Linked DNA regions of Homo sapiens: region 1 is linked to region 2. The links are chromatin loops, found by intact Hi-C in ENCODE. Cell type or tissue: B cell. All regions are shown on one strand.

Region 1 (2,500 bases), 190 kb after region 2:
TAGATGTAATACACATAAAACACCTTACACGCTGCCTGACACACAGTAGGCCCTCAGTGAACAGTAGCTATCATCATTACTCATATAAAATCATGATTATTCAAATGCCTTGCTTACGGTCCTATATCACAGAACCATATGATAATGGTTTATGATAATCACCAGACATCTCAAAGAATAATCCATTTTGTTCTGGAAGGATGGGTAAAGTCACCTCAGGCATGCAATGAAAAAAAAAAAACCAGCTGAAATCGAGGGACAATGATCCCATCTTGCACAGTGCAGACCTCAGTTTCTCCTGGAGAGGTCCAGTTTCCATGATTCTGATGATATAAATCTTCAAAGACAACATTTAGCTAGGGTATCATTGCCAGGAAGGTAGATTGTCTCAGAGGCACCACACTTTAGAGAAGAGATCATTCATTGCTTCTTAAAATTTCTCTTGGCAGGTTTTAGAAATAGACTAATGTGTCTTTGTAGAGTAAAATCCCCCTCCCCTGACCCCCCAGCAATCACGTAACATGAGTTTGCTCAGAGTTTATAAAAAATGGCATCTTTCAAATGACTACCATTGGCCTTACCTACTACAGATGAATCAAATTCCAATCCATCCTGATATCCTTAGGCAGGGCATCAACACTGATATAAGCCATAACTAAACACTACAGGTGCAGGGTCATCAAACTTTTTTGTAAACGGCCAGAATAGTCAATATTTTAGGTTTTGTGGGCCATCTGGTCTCTTTTGCAATGACTCAACTCTGCCACCGTAGCAAAAAAGCAGCCAAGGAGCATATGTAAAACAATGGACATGACTGTGTTCCAAGATTTTTTTATTTACAAAAACAGGTGGCTGACTCATGGGCCATACCTGATGTAAACAAAGAGAAAATTAAGTATGTAAAATTTTTATTTCACTTATAATACCTTGATTTTGATTCACCTCAAGCAGACTGCCTCCTCTCAGCTCTTTTCATTTTCAATTAAAAAAAACTTAATAGGTAATTGACACAAAAATGAAAGCAATATAAGGAAGTATACACAGAGTTCTCATTTCTGCCTTCATTCACTGTCTAACTTGCCCCCTACAGGTCACCACTTTTAATAGTTATTCAGAGCATCACACACCCTTCGCCCAGAAAAGGAGCACACAGTACTAGACTTAACTGTTCTGTACCCTGCTTTTGATTTAATTCACATGAGAAAACTTTCTATTAATCACATACAACTTCTTCGTTCTATTCTAGCTGCAGTCATTCCTAGTGTGAATGTACCCTCAGAGACTCAGCAGCCCCATACAGGACAATACTAGTTTCTGGTCTTTTGCTATTACAAATAAAGGCTGGGGGAAGAGTACAACAAAAACTTTTTTTTTTTTTTTTTAAAGACTGGGTTTCACTCTGTCACCCAGGTTGGAGTGCAGTGGCATGACCATGGCTCACTGCAGCCTTGACCTTCAAACTCCTGGGCTCAAGTGATCCTCCCGCCTCAGCCTCCCAAGTAGCTAAGACTACAGGTGCACGCCACCATGCCCAGCCAAAAACCTTTTATGTGTATCATTTTGTACAGGTATTGTTACAGCTACAGGATAAATTTCCAGAAGTGGGAATCCTGGATCAAAGGGTCAATGAATGTATGATCTGCTAGAAACTGACAACATGTCCTCGACAAGGGTTGTTCCATGTTCGTACTCCCACCAGAAGCACCCAGGAGTATCTTCTCACCTTATTTTCATCAGGAAAAAAGCTGAAAACTACTTTAAATATTCACTTAGGTACCTGCGTCCCAAAGACCACCCCATGTTCTGAGATTCGACAGAAGGATCCATGGGACTTAGTATATAGTTGTACTTAGAGCCAATATTTATTACAGCAACTTAACAAGGATACAAGGATCATAAAGGAAAAAGACACAAGCTGGGCACAGTGGCTCATGCCTGTAATCCCAACACTTTGGAAGGCTGAGGTGGGTGAATCACTTGAGGTCAGGAGTTCGGGACCAGCCTGGCCAACATGGTGAAACCCCATCTCTACTAAAAATACAAAAATTAGCCAGACGTAGTGGTGCATGCCTGTAATCCCAGCTACTCGGGAGGTTGAGGCATAAGAATCACTTGAACCTGGGAGGCAGAGGTTGCAGTGAGCTGAGGTTACTCCCTGGGCGACAGGGTGAGACACCACCTCAAAAAAAAAAAAAAAAAAAAAAAGGGAAAAAGACACACGTGGAGTCTGGAAGAATCCACATGCAGACTTCCTTATGCTCTCTCTTCCCAGGAGATATCGCATGGGCACACTTTGCCCCTACCAATGAAGTCACAATAATATGTGTGACAGTTCTGCCCAGAAAAGCTGGTTAGAAAGGCAGGCTGGTCATGGAGGCACCCTCTGCCTAAACATATTGAAATTCCAGACTCCAGGAAGGAAGGAAAGGTGTTCAGCATAAGCCATAGTGTTAGCACAGTCTAGCCATCCTGAACCAGCCTTATCACTTAGGGAAAGTTC
Region 2 (2,500 bases):
GGTGGCACATGCCTGTAATCCTAGCTACTCAGGAGTCTGAGGCACGAGAATCACTTGAACCCAGGAGGTGTAGATTGCAGTGAGCCAAGATTGCACCACTGCACTCCAGCATGGGTGACAGAGCGAGACTCCATCTCAAAAAAAAAAAAAAAAAAAACACACACACACTTGTACACAAATGTTCATAGCAGTATTATTCATAATAGCCAAAAATGGGAAATAATCAAAATGTCCATCAACTGATGAATGGATAAATAAAATGTGGTTTATCCACACAACATAATATTATTCTGCCATGAAAAGGAATGAAGTACTGAAAATGCTACAACATGGATGAACCTTGAAAACGTTATGCTGAATAGAAGAAGCCAGATACAAAAGACCACATACTGTATGATTTTATTCACATGAAATGTCCAGACAGCAAATCTATACAGACAGAAAAAAGATTAGTTGTTGACTTGGTGGGGTGGGACAGAAGGGCAGTGGAGTGAAGAAAGAGGAGTGGCTGCTAAAGTGCAGGGATTTTCTTGGGGGGTGGTGGCACAGATAAATCTTCTAAAGTTGATTTATTTGTGGTGATGGGTTACACAACTGTGAATATACTAAAAGCCACTGAATTATACACTTTAGGGGAATTGTATGGTATGTGAATTACATCTGAATAAAGGTGTTATTTAAAAATAGAATCTGGTCCAAATTTTACTTAAGAATTACATATGGAAAGACTGAAGAGATACGCAAAATTTTAAAGAGGGGCATTTTCTGAATGGTGAGATTTTAGGTAATTTTCATTTGTTCTTTTACTCTTTTCTGTATTTTCTGTGATGAGCATGCATTGTTTTCATAATCAGAAAAGTTATTGGTCTAATATAATTTCATGATAAACTGTATACATTTAAGATACTGAAAAATGGTATGGTGAGAAATGAATCAATCACCTTCTACCCACCTTCCCTCTGAAATGTGAATATCGTCTCTTAAGAGTGGCTATATCACCTGTGGCTTTGCATTCAGATAAGTATTCATAATTGCCTCAGAAATCGATTACTGCATCTCAAACAGGTGCATCTCCCCTCAAACTTTATCCCCAAATATGAAGAGTTAAGTACCCTTACATAACCAAGAGTCTGAGTCCTACATTTTTAACCACCAGAGGGAGCTGGAATGTAGAAAACCTGGGGCAGTCAGTTTTGTTTTGTTTTAAAGTTAGTTTCACAAAGGGCCATCAATTCAGGATCTTATGTAATTTTCCTAATTATTGTGAACCAGCACTTAAAAGATAATTCTTTTTTGCCTTTTTAAAATTCCACTTTTAAAGACTGCATACAGTAAAAGAGGTCTTCCTAAGAATCAAACTCTTAATAAACAACAGGCAAGACAGCACAGAAAAATAAAAAATATTCACACCCTCTATTAGCGAACATTTCTCTCAGAATTGTCTGCTTCAGATCTTGAAGTCACGCAGTTGTGTCACAGTGATAAAGTTTCAAGTTATTCAATATACTTGAGCCCTCCCCGACTCGTTGAAAAGTTTCCTAACAAAGAAGAAACATTCAATGTGCCTGCATTCTATATGCATTACTATTGAAATCAGGATGGAGGTTTGCTAGGCATTGAGAAAGATGGTGAATAAGAGATGGGCCTACAGCGCCCAAAAGGAAGTTAAGCAATATTTGACTCAGGTCAGAATTTCTCAACTGAAGGTCTGAGTTTCAAGGTAATTCTTAAAGGGAATTGTAATTATAGCTTCGGGGTTTCAGTGGGGTGAAAGCAGCAATTTGTCTTACCAGCAAAATGAGTAAATCTATAGAAGTTAATGTATTTATGTATAAACAACCAAAAAGCACTTTGCTCTTCATTTTATATGTTCTTTTATTGACCTTTTCTTCATATTTCTTTAAAAAATTTTAATTGTGATAAAATATACAAAACATAAAATTTACTGTGTTAAGCCCTTTTTTTTTTTTTTTTTTGACAGAGTCTCGCTCTGTCGCCAGGTTGGAGTGCAGTGGCATGATCTCGGCTCACCGCAAACTCTGCCTCCCGGGTTCAAGCAATTCTCCTGCCTCGGCCTTCCGAGTAGCTGGGACTACAGGTATGCGCCACTACATCCAGCTAACTTTTTGTATTTTTGGTGGAGACAAGGTTTCACCATGTTGGCCAGGATAGACTCGATCTCTTGACCTCATGATCCACCCACCTTGGCCTCCCAAAGTGCTGGGATTGCAGGTGTGAGCCACCACGCCCAGCCTGTCTTAAGCCTTTTTAAGTATACAGTTCAGTAGTGTTATGTACATTCTCGTTCCAGAGGGGAGGTGGGTAGAAGGTGATTGATTCATTGCTCATACCATTTTTCAGTAGGTATATCTTAAGTGCATATAGTTTATCATGAAATTGCGTTAGACCAATAACTTTTCTGATTATGAAAGCAATACATGCTCATCACAGAAAATACAGAAGAGGAAAATAACAAATGAAAATTACCTAAAATCTTACC

The links. A loop is a pair of places that touch in the nucleus more often than their neighbours do. Peaks named below come from ENCODE experiments on the same cell type or tissue, not always from the same donor. Only the 100,000 strongest peaks of a DNase experiment are listed, where the experiment ranks them.
Region 1: it touches region 2 in a loop (23-fold over the local background); 3 of 110 quality-filtered maps call a loop at or near these places.

Annotation. Positions count from the first base shown.
Region 1 is chrX:13,851,409-13,853,908 of GRCh38, forward strand. It overlaps a transcript of GPM6B not described here. Among named protein-coding and RNA genes, the nearest start is that of GPM6B, 36 kb to the left of the region's middle. In B cell, a CTCF peak has its summit at 1,108 (motif pointing left); a DNase peak (open chromatin) is centred at 1,083.
Region 2 is chrX:13,657,671-13,660,170 of GRCh38, forward strand. TCEANC (transcription elongation factor A N-terminal and central domain containing) reads left to right here. Exons shown (of 5, transcript NM_001297563.2): 3 at 1,982-2,098. Among named protein-coding and RNA genes, the nearest start is that of TCEANC, 5.8 kb to the left of the region's middle. In B cell, a CTCF peak has its summit at 1,163 (motif pointing right); a DNase peak (open chromatin) is centred at 1,151; H3K27ac peaks cover 475 bases.